Regions from separate parts of the Homo sapiens genome. Here region 2 is linked to region 1. The links are chromatin contacts, found by Hi-C or POLR2A ChIA-PET in ENCODE. All regions are on one chromosome and are shown on one strand. Each heading gives the region's core, a stretch centred on a gene start or an enhancer-like site at or near the end of the contact. The rest is flanking DNA. Distances are from core to core; before and after follow the strand shown. Region 1 overlaps WDR25 (WD repeat domain 25). Region 2 has its middle 20 kb from the start of LINC00523.

What was found. Hi-C counts contacts between places; a loop is a spot of excess contacts on that map. ChIA-PET counts read pairs that join two places held with the same protein, here RNA polymerase II (POLR2A). Pooled maps may share reads with other maps.
Region 2: a loop to region 1 is called in a pooled map, with 31 times the contacts of the local background. The contact joins two enhancer-like sites. A Hi-C loop is called at or near these places in 1 of 168 maps with a recorded cell type or tissue (right cardiac atrium) and 1 of 50 pooled maps. POLR2A ChIA-PET finds 5 or more read pairs at or near these places in 2 of 52 experiments (HCT116 and SK-N-SH).

Annotation. Positions count from the first base shown.
Region 1 is chr14:100,436,964-100,442,604 of GRCh38, forward strand. The region is part of intron 2 of WDR25 (WD repeat domain 25); the gene reads left to right. Among named protein-coding and RNA genes, the nearest start is that of WDR25, 63 kb to the left of the region's middle. RefSeq lists an enhancer at 1,617-2,816 and a silencer at 3,989-4,283. Within about 2 kb of position 3,313, at least 24 of the 41 ENCODE cell types and tissues checked have a DNase peak (open chromatin) inside an H3K27ac peak, as active enhancers do.
Region 2 is chr14:100,674,175-100,679,815 of GRCh38, forward strand. No RefSeq gene overlaps it. Among named protein-coding and RNA genes, the nearest start is that of LINC00523, 20 kb to the left of the region's middle. RefSeq lists an enhancer at 5,162-5,641. Within about 2 kb of position 3,542, at least 20 of the 41 ENCODE cell types and tissues checked have a DNase peak (open chromatin) inside an H3K27ac peak, as active enhancers do.

The DNA of each region.
Region 1 (5,641 bases), core at 2,063-4,562:
GTGGCACAACAGTTAGAGTCTTGCCTAGAAGAGCACTGAAGGCCTTTTAGCACTGGGGCTGTGCCTTAGCCATTTGGGTCCCTTCAGTGCTTGGTGAGGGGCTGGAGCTGGAGTAAGGGCCTGGTACTTGTGTGTTGAATGCTTGTATGCATGTTTGATTATTGTGGCTGAGGGCTCAGGAGAGTGGCAGGAAAGGAGGAGGTGGAGCCCAGAGCAGGGACTTCTTTCCAGGGCCCAACCCACACGTTGGTCTTGCTCCTGGAAGAGCACCTGCCTGTAGAAAGCAGGTCCCTTCTGCCCAGCCCCCCACGGCCCAGCCTTAGCCCCATCCTCTCCTCAAGAGACCCCACAGCTTGGCTTTAGCAAGACCCAGACCCATATCTGAGATTCCAGTCTGAGCCCGCTGAGTGTTGAGTCTCACTGTTTCAGCTCTTGGGTTTCAGTGCCCAAGAAGTGGTACTATAGTGGCATAAAAAAGCCACCCGAAGCTGGGCTCATACCTTAGCTTTGGCACTTACTAGCTGTGTGGCCTTGGGCAAGGTGGGTTGCTTAACTTCTGGCAGCCTTGATTTCCTTACTGTGAAGCAGAGACATACCTCTAAGCAGAGAGTGGTTGTAGGGATTTGGGATGACATGTGTCCAGCACCCAGACACTTGGGCATTGGTTGCCATTATTATTATTAGTATTATTACTAGTATTATTAGTATTAGTAGTATTACTGTTACTGCTACTGATGTTACTGTCACCACCACTGTTAACCCCCATTCTCTCCCTCTACCTCTCCAACCCTACGTTCACCCACAGCACTGGTGTTATACGCCCCCTTAGTGAAGAAGAGAAGACAGGAGCTGGCTCAGAGCATTTATCTGCCCAGCTGCTGTGAGCCCTGAGCTGACCACCAAGGATGCTAAGGGGTTCAAGGAGGACTGCACCTCCCTCTGTCCTTGCCTTCTCATCCTTTTTTCTCCTGACACACCATTGTTTTCGCAAAAGAAAGAAGTAGTTGGAGTCTGGGAAAGAAATCCCCAGGGCCCTGTTTCAGATGATTGTCCCATTTCTAAACTTGAGTTAATAAGAGTAAACAAAGTAGTAGGTAGATTTGCACAGGAGAATATTATTATTCTCATGATTATGTAAATATTTATCTGTTCTGGCTTTCTTATTTTGTTGCTGGTGTCTAATTTCCAAGTCTTGTAATGAAGTGTAATTTGGAGAAGATTTGCAAAGACAGGCACGTAGTGAAATAATTTGATTTGTTCAGTAAACTTGGTTTCAGTTATTCCTTTCCATGAGTTGTTTTAGAACCCCTTCAATTTCTTTGTGATTTGACAACAGCTTTCAGCCCAATGAAGATATGACTCTTAGGCATTGCCAGGAATTCAGAATTGGTTTATAATATTGTCGCTTAATAAGAAAATGCGTTCATTGGCAGGATATAAAATTTATGGGCTTCAAATGGATTTCTGTTTGTAGTTTTAGCCCTCTGTGCTCCTGCCATTCTCGAGGCTATGAGTAAGGTTTTTTAATTAAGTCAAATTGAATTGAATGAGCTTTTATTGAACGCCCACTCTGTGCCAGACACCAGCTCCTTAACCCTTGCACTGCCCTGTAGGTGGCTATGGGGAGCTGAGCCAGAGGAGGTTTTGCCCCATGCTCACGATCATTCAGCTGGCAAACCTGGGAGGTGGGATTTGAAGTTAGGTTTGATTCTCTGGCTTTTTCATCCAAAGCTGATTATAGGCAGACTTGATTAAGGAGAAGAGAGAGGTTGAGTGGCTTTCATGTTATTTCATTGAATCTTGTTTAGTCTTCTCAGCCACCCTGTGAGGTTCATTACATTTTCCCTATTGTATATCTGAGGAAAGTAAGGCTCAGAGAGGTACAGTGATATGCTCAGGGTCACACAGCTGGTAAGAGGCAGAGCTGGGATTTGAACTCAGAACTGCCTGGCTGCAAGGCCAGAGTTCCTTCTAGAACCCCTCTAGGGGTCTGCACTTCCTTTAGCACATGGCCAATTGACCACCTGCCCACAAAAAATGGCCTGGCCCTGGTGGCTAGGGCACCCTCCTGCAGATGGAGGCAAGGAGCAGTAGGGAGTGGGGCTGGGCATCAGTTGCCCAGGTACTTCCTAGCTCTATGCCCTGGGCAAGTGAAGTCCTCCTTTCTGACCCTCCCTGCACCCACTGGTGACTGGTGGCAGAATACCCTCCTGGGTTATTGTTAGGATCACAGACAACATGTGTGAGGCACCTGGCACTTGGTGGGCACTCAGGAAGTGAAGGACCCTGCCCTTTGGCATCTGTTGCTTGTCAGAATGCGTGGTGGATGGCTCTGGCCTCGGTGACGAAGCTGCTGTTGCTTCAGCCCCCGGACTCCTGTGCATCACAGAGCTGATTCAGTGCAGACAGGTGACTCATCTGATGGCATTTTGTGTGGCGTTGTGCAGTTCAGCCTGGTACAGCACGGCCCGCCCACAGCAGGTATTCAAGAGCCGTTAGTGTTTATGAAGGTGATAAAATTGCCTAGATGGAGGGAAGCCGTCAAAATAAGAGCCTTTGCCTGTCTTGTGAAAGTTAACTTGCAAACCTAATGCCTGTGGGGCTGCTGAAAAAGCGTCACCTGGATTTCTCCTTGGAGACAGAACTCTCTGGAAGGACAGCTGGGCAGCCCCTGCTTGCCATGTGGGGGTGGACGCTTTTTATGTGACAGTGAGTTGGAGAAACTAACAGTGGTCTTCAAGGCATTGTGCTCAGCTTAACTCTTTGAATTGCCATAGCTTTAAAATGAATACTAGAAACAGTTATATATTTTTCACACTCTCCATATTTTCTCCATTCAATATAATAAATGTTATCTTGAATGTTTGAGGGTTTTATAGCAAAAATTCCTCCCATTTGTAAAGCATGCTGCAGTGGATGGGAGTGAACTAGCTGGCAGCGCTCTCGTGTGACGTGGCAGAGGCTGAGGGAGTTGCCCAAACCCCACTTCCAGTTGGAGGAAGCCTGGGCCCTGACTTCCAGTGCATGTTCAGGTCCACTTGTCAAGGAAAGGATCCATTGTTAAGAAACAAACATGGGAAACTGTCATGTGAGCGTCCCTAAAAGCAGCATAGTCATTTTCGAGTCACTCTCTGATAAAGATAGAACACTTCATTTAGGCACATTTCAGGATTTCAGAACATTTGGAGTAGTCCTGGGGTGGAAAGCAGCGTTTTCCTTTTTCAATTTCAACCTGACTCCATTCCTCTCTTTATGTGTGTCAGTCATAGCAGGGGAGTGTTTTCCTCTTGGATGCGTTTGCACCTGGCAAATGAATGTGCAGGAATTCTTTGATTGCAAAATAGCTACTCTCAAAATGCAGACAGGCAGCCACAGTCAGGGAGCCCTTCGGCCACGGCAGCGGGGTGGCGCCAGACACCTGGCTTTGAGTCCCGTGGAGGCATGCCACTTAGTCTGTTCTGAGCGGCTGTTTACAGGCGGATAGAAAGGGCTGTAGGATGGGACCCTCAAGGTTTTGGGGCATGGGAGGGGCTGGCCGTCATGATTCAGCATGCTAGCTCTCTGGAGGCTGTGCTGAGCACTGAGGGACACTGGGAGAAAAACACAGGCTCCTGCTTTGTCCATGTGGAAGGAGCCCAGGCTGCCCTGGCTGCTATACGCATCCTTCCAGGCAACCTTCACCTTCTGGTCTATTTAGTCTCATTCCCTGTTTTTATTCCCTTCTTTTATTTAGGGAGAGCCAGAGCAGCAATTCTCAGGTCAGGATTATTTGGGAGATCCATATTACTTCTGATTATTTACGAAGGGACAGGCCGGGGGAGGTAACCACCTCGATAAATTCGTCAGCGAGGCAGCTGGAGGGATGTGTGACAAACATACCAGGCTGTCATTTGGCCAGAGATTGTCTGCACTGGGATTGTTCCCCCAGGATAGTCCTGATGACAAATGTAATTGACATTTTTTATTAACCCTGAAATGATTAAAGATGCTGCTGCTGAATTTGTGTCAAAGTACCCGGTCCCTGGCATTTTGAGAAAGGGATTCTCTGTGGAGCCAATAAACAGCCTGTGTTTTCTTCCTGTTCATCACTTTAATCAACTAAGACATACAGAGCCCTGTCTGGTTTGGTCTTGAAACTGGGCCAGGGAGATAAGACTCTGCTTCCTGGCTTAGGTTTCCAGAACACTCTGGTATGGACATCATGAGGGACACATAGGAGGCACTCTGTTCATTTACCACACAGTCATCAAACGTTTGCTGAGCTCCTTCTGTGTGCCAGGTCCTGTGTGTGATATTGGGCGCTGTCTCCTTGAAGGGTGGTCGCTGTAGAATGGGGGCTAGAAAGATGTTTATGGGGATGATTGTGAGAACTGAGCATTGTAGGGGAAGACTGGGCCACCCTCACTGCCTAGGGGGTGGGGTGGGGCAGGGAAGGCAGTGCAGGGGGTGGTTTGCGTCTTACAGGAAGGGAGTCTCCTCTCCAGACAGGTCTTACCTCTGGAGCTCTCCAGGCAGATGCTGGAAGTGGCAGTGCCCAGAGTGTGTGGGTCTTGGAGTGCCAGAGTGTGGGAACACAGAGGGGCAGCAGGGGAGGGTGGAAGACACACAGGAGAGCTTGGCTGGGGCCTGCAGATGGGCTGGGGGCCACATGGAGCGCAGGTGGACTTTGCTGCTTCCTAGCCTGCCTGCTGAGTTACTGAAGCTCTTGGTCTTGGTTTCCTTATCTGTGAAATGGGACAATCCTACTTTCGCTTCTGTCATAGGGCTGCTGCAGGATGAAATGACAGTAGGAGGAAAGCCCCTGATTGGTGCTTGGCATACAGAGCCTAGTCAACAAGCATCGGTTCCTTCCTAGATGCAGTCTCAGTAGCAGTGGCCAGGTATTGAGCACCTACTGCATGCCAAGCGCTGGGCTGAAGGCCTTGCACTGACTCTCTGTTAGGTATTTTTATTCCCATTTTATAGCTGAGAAACTTGTTAGAGGGTAAAGCAGTTGCTCAGGGTCACACATAGAGAGAGGCAGAGAGAAGATCTGACACCAGGCTGTTGCTCCCAAGGGCTTCCTTTCAGCAGTGCAGGGGCTGGGAGGTGCCAGGAGGAGCAGGAACATGGAGAGGGCCAGCTTTGACTGTGGCCAGAGCCATGCTTGAGCTCTTCTTTTGGAGGGATGGGCTTGGGTTGCAGAGGGTCTTACAGGGAGAGTGTGCTTATCACACTGCTCCTGGATGGACTGATGAATTGAACACTTCCTGAGCACCTGTTTTGTGGCTAGCCCTCTGCTGAGGGTGCACACATTCCCTCAGCCACAAAGCCAGTATTTAGTGAGCACCTACTGCATGCCATGTGGTCCACCAGGCCTTGGGTAGATGGTGGTGTACCAGAGGCAGGGGTCTTCACCCTGGGGGAGCTCCCAGGCTGGCAGGGAAAGAAGGAAAGAAAAAGATCACACATCTAGCATTGTGGATAAGCAACATTTCAGCACTGAAATAGTGGGTCTATGTTATTAACATTTTATATGCTAGGCTCTCCCACACAAAACCAGATCAGAACCCTCTCTCTTGCCCCTGAACTGCATAGGTTTCAAAGGTGATCTGTCCCCTTGTATCTCGACCTGTTGCTCAGGAACCATTCCCATCAGTTT
Region 2 (5,641 bases), core at 2,292-4,791, 240 kb after region 1:
AAAGCCCTGGTTTGTGGTGTTGCCAATTTCCCTGGTGTAAATACTCCCACCATGGCTGGTTCAAGCTGCCAAATGTTTAAAAAACAGCTCACAAGATCTCTTGAAAATTTAACAACGGGTTCTTACGAGCCAGTCAAGCCATCTCCAGCCCCGCGTTTATTTCTACTCATTTTCCTTCCTTCCGAGCAGGAGGCGCAAGGGAGTCCATCTCTGCAATGGAGACTGAGGGGGAAAGGGGCCAGAGGGTGGGCATGCAGATGTCGTAAGGGGCTTGGAGTTTTTCCTAAGGGCAGTGTTATTTATTTTTAAGTGTGTTCAGATTGGCATTTTACTGTGCTTCTGAGTAGTGCAGACAGGAGGGGATTAGAGCCAAGTTGCCATAGGCAGGCAGGGGAGCTGGGAGGCTGCTGGTCCCGTCCCAGTGGAGAAGGAGTGGGGGATTAGGAACTGCTGAGAAGTGGTGGTACTGCAGCCTCATGCTGGCCTGACCGTGGCTGGCCCGGGGGCTGTTACAGGAGGGTGACCCAGCGGGGCCACTGCATGAGTGCTGGTGCCATTTTCTGAGATGGGAAAAAAAACTGGAGGAGGAGTAAGATTTAGGGGAAAGAAGAGGAAACTCTTGCCTGCCTGCCCATTTTCCTCCTGAATTCTCCCCTTTGGGGAGGTCTGGTCTGGGGCCTGGAGGGCTCTTGCATAAGGCACAGCCTGCCATTTGGTTAGTAGGGGAAGGGGTGGAGGGATGGATGAGAGGTTAAGCAGACAGATACTGACTACGGCTGTGTGTGTACAGGGACTTCTGGAGGGTCCTGACATGAGGGGATGCAGTGAGGACACTCCACAGTGCCCGCTGCGGAAACAAGGGACCCAGCTTGAGATGTGCAAAGGACTTTGAACGCCAGGGAGCAAAATGAGTGTGACAGCAAGCAACCTGTGGTCCTCCGGCTGGGACCCTGGCTGGGCTCTGAGATGCTCCCCACTGGGTTTGGGGGGCTGCACGGGCAGCCAGAAGGCCAGCTCAGGACTTTTTCTGGGGGCACACGACACAGTCGTTTCCCAGGCCAGACAGGTACACAGGATTAATAAGGCCAACACGCTCTCCCGGGGGTGTGCAGCTGAGCTAGCCTTGCTCCAACTGAACCATCAATCACTCCCCGCTAATAGCTCTGCAGGCGGCCACTCTCCCCACCAAATTTAAAGCGAGAATCCGGGCTGCTGGGAGGAAGATGCTGCAGCCCCTAACCACCGTAATTATGAAGTCTTGTTGGGGAGAGATGCTTATCTTTAATGTTAAGTGAACAGAGCAGGAGACCAAACGTCCTGCCTGCGTGTGTGCGTCCATGTGCAGAAACGTCTGCCTGGAAACAGGGCTGCCTGAGACCCTGTCACTTTCAAAGTGGGGATGGAGAAATGAGCTGGGGGCACTTCTTACCATTAAAACTGCAATTAATGATATTGATACCTTATTCTTTTATTTTAAAATGTTATCTTTTCTCTTTACCTTAAAAGGAATCAGTTCACTGTGAAATAGGTGGGAAATACATGAACACAAAGAAGGAAATTGAGACCCCATAAGGCCCTGCCACAGGCCAATGACCAGGGTGGGGGTTTTTGTTATGGGTTTTGCCCCATGGCTAGGTGCATGCACGTTTTGTTGTTTTTACATAGTGGAGATGATTCACTGTATTTTTAATATGTATTTTTAAGTAAGTGACTAGTCCCAGGGGTGGGGCTGAACTGAGAATGCACATTCTGTTAATTTAACCAGTAAATCCGATTTTCAAATTCCCCTTACAGGGAGAGAAAGGAGAATATTTTGCTCACTTTCAATCGTTATCGACTCATCCCCCCAAAGCCGGCAATATCGACCCTGCCTTCCAACACACTTCTGGAGCTTGCCCGGCACACGGGGTTGATGCCGGGCGCTCCAAGGGGGCTGGAGCCCTCACCCCGGCTCACACTGGCCTGAGATGAAGAGGCAGCTACAAAGTGCTGAGGCTCAGGTGGTGTCCCTGGAGGAGGCCTCTCTGTGGTTCTCTGTGACTTAGAAAGTCAGAACTAAGGTTGGAGAAGCTCTGTCCTGGAAAGGCATTCTGGGTGGGGGAATGGCCTAAACAAAGGTGGGGAGGCAGGAACGCAGATGAGGAGGCAGGCGGCCCGCAGTTCAGCTGGCTGGGAACGCAGCCAGCTTTTCTTTGGGTGTAGTCTTTTGCGCCCGGGTCATTCTGAAGAGTGACTTGGACTCTGAAGAGGCTCCCTGGTTACTCCCCACTTTTCCTCAAAGCTCCAGCGCTGCTTCCTCTGGGAAGCCTTCCATGGTTTCTCTGACGGAGACACTCCCCTACTCCAGGCCTGCAGCACTCACCTGCATCTCACACTGCGATGCAAAATTTGTGTGATTAATGGGTTCAAATGTGCCCCCCTCCCCTGGACTTTACAGGGTGCTGGAGCTGCTGGCTTGCTGTTCCCAGTGCCAAGTCCCATATGGGTGCTCAGCCATATGGAAGGAAGGTGCTCACAGTCCCCACAATCTATCAACCCACCCTGCGGGTGGAGGTACCGTGACTGTGGCCCCCACACCCCGCCCCTCAAGCTCCTGCCTGGCTGGAGCGCCCGCCTGGACCTGCCTGGCCTCTCAGCTACTTTGTTGTGAGGTTCTAGGCATGGAGATGAGTTTCTAGTGACTCTGGCTTGTTTTCTTCCCTTTTTTCCTGGTGATCTTTCTGTGTAATTAAAAGACAGCTATTTGGCTGGGTGCGGTGGCTCATGCCTGTAATCCCAGCACTTTGGGAGGCTGAGGCGGGTGGATCACCTGAGGTCGGGAGTCGGAGACCAGCCTGACTAACATGGAGAAACCCTGTCTCTACTAAAAATACAAAAGTAGCTGGGCATGGGGGCAGGTGCCTGTAATCCCAGCTACTCGGGAGGCTGAGGCAGGAGAATCGCTTGAACCCAGGAGGTGGAGGTTGAGGTAAGCCAAGATCGCGCCACTGCACTTCAGCCTGGGCAACAAGAGTGAAACTCCCTCTTAAAAAAAAAAAAAAGAGCTATTCTAGGAGACGAGGCAGCTGGAAGCAGAAACGCTGCTCTCTGCTTATGTGTGTGGAAATTTATTGTCTAGAGTACAGAATTCCGCTCGAGGCTCCAGTGTCAAAACAGACGCTAGGGTGAAGACCCAGCCCAGCCTCCCTCCTCAAGCCTGCTCTGCGCCCACCCTTATCCACATGGTGGCTTCCTGGAGCTCTTGCCGCCCCACTGGGTGAGGTGACAGCCTCCATTTCTTGAGGAGCACTAACTCTGCCAGTCTGATGACATCCACAGAACCTGTGAGCCTCACGCCAGGGGGCAACCCAGGCTGACAGCTGTGGTGTCCACCTGGAACCTGCCCCGGAGGGCTTGGAAGTTGTGAAGCCCATACTCCTTCCACCGGGCATGCTGCTGGTGCTGGGTGCCCCGGGGAGCGCAGCAGCACAGCTCCCACCTCCCTGACACAGAAGCCCAAGCCTGTGCTTCTGCCTGGCCTGGCCGTTTGAGAGGCCCCTTCCTTCCCCCAGAACCGGAAACTCCAGGCAATGTCAAGGTCATGCCTAGCCTGGAGGAAGTGCCTGTAAGCGGCCCAGCCCAGAGCACGGCGGGTGCAGCCCCCAGTGGAGACAGCGGGGTCCAACTTCCAGTACCCACTCATTGGCCGCATGCCTCTAGCACAAAGCTGTCTTTCACCCCACTCTGGTCTACAGAATCCTGGGAAATATATTTTCTGGTTGGAAATCCTTTGTTAGTTGGGCCTTCATGGTACTGGCATCTGTGAGCCCCTTTCGGCACCTCTGGGAATGGCCCCCCGCAAACTCGCTGGGTCCCAGGGTGGAGGGTTAGGAGGCCTGGCTGGCCTCGGAGCCTCTGCCTGGCCAGGCCTCCGCCCCTTGGCTCGCCACAGCCCGCAGCTGCTGAGGATAATGCATGCGCTGGCCCGGGCCCAGCTCCCCTAAGCCATGGAGAATTGCAGTTTAGCAAGTTCGTCAAATCCGCCTGAGGCAGGAGCCCAGAGCCACATCTGCAGCATCCAGGCATCCCAGCGGCTTCCTTATCACGTCCGCCTCCACCCAGGGCCTCTTCCCACAGGCCTGGATTAGGCCCCCGGCAGCTGGGCAGGGGTGGGGGCCAGGGGAGCAGGGGACGCTGAGCTGGGGGCCCAGGGCCCCAGCCAGAGAGGCCCCGGTCTGCTCCGCCCTAACTTCCTTGTGTGGCCCTGAGGAGGGAGATGCAGCCTTCTGGGTGGATGGATCCTCCTGCCCATCCATGGGGTCCTGGAGGTGGCAGCCACAGCTGGGCAAACCCATACCCCCAGGCCAGGAAACAGCGGCTGGGCAAGGCTCATGCCGAGGGACCCAGGGGTGGCTTGAAGGGTGCTGGGAGAGCTCGGGCTCCTCGGGAAGGGGGGTGGGTAGAGGGAGCATGGACAGTGGGCCCTGTGCCAGCAAAGCACAGCATCTGGAGGAGGGTGGAGGCAGGAATGCTGTGGGGAGGTGGCCGGCAAGGTCTTAAGAGCCACGCTATGTTGGTGACGCTGGGTCTGGTGAGCTGCTGGGCTGGAGCAGGAAAGCCAGGAGGGATCTGAGGCCTGGACAGGGGGCAAGAAGTCCCCTCCCCTGCATTCTCAGCCTGGAGCCCAAAGATGTGGCATTCAGAGGCACCTGTTTGGACCATCAAAGCATCTGTGAGGTCTACCAGGCACTTCCATGGCTGGGAAACATCAGTGGCCCCTTCCCCAAGAGGAACACTACAGGCTTCATGAACCACGGGGCCGAAGGGCCCAACCACTCCCTTTAGCCCCTCAGGGTAAGCCCAGCCAGGCTGCTGGGGCATCCACAAGGTCCCAGATGCCACCCAGAGACTTGCTTACCTCCGGGACTAGAGAGCTCACTACCTCATTGAACGTGCATTCCTTTGTGGAGGAGGTCTCATAGCTAGGAAAGGGCTTTCTAGTACTGCTCCGGGGCCACAGCGCATCTGGAGGTGGCAGTCATGACCTTCTGGGCCTCTTTCCTCCAAACCAAGTCTCAGGGCTTCTCCTATCTGTTCCTTGCAAGACCCACCGCAGTGCCCTCTCCTGAACAGGCATCAGTTGTCATTTTCTCCCAGAACTGAGTGTTAGTGCCTAGGTACAGTCTGCAGCCGACTCTCACCTCCCCAGCTATGAATACCATGCTCCTGTTAATTAAGCCCTAGGCGATCTGTGTTTTTTTTTGTTGTTTTTTTTTCTGATTGATCCATCACCCCATTGAGTCTTGCAGGGTGGTGTTGGTCCTTCTGGTGGTAATTGTGAATGAAGCAGGGGGACGACACATCCAGCTTGGGGAAACTGAGGCCCAGAGGGACAAGGCCTGGATCAAAGTTACACAGTTCATGGATGGCAGGGCTCAGGGAAGAGCCCTCCTGACCTCTGCCAGCAGCCTGCCCAGCCAGCACACGGTTCCTCCATCTAGGCCGAAAGATGGGCCTATGTCCATTCTCCCTCCTCCCTCCACCCTTCCCGAGGCCCTCTCAACCCTCAGCCAAGCCAGGGAAGGTAGAACGTGAGCGCCCCGTGGGTCCTCAGATGGTCTTGATTACCGACAGAAGGAGAAAGGCCTTTGCCCTGTGTCCT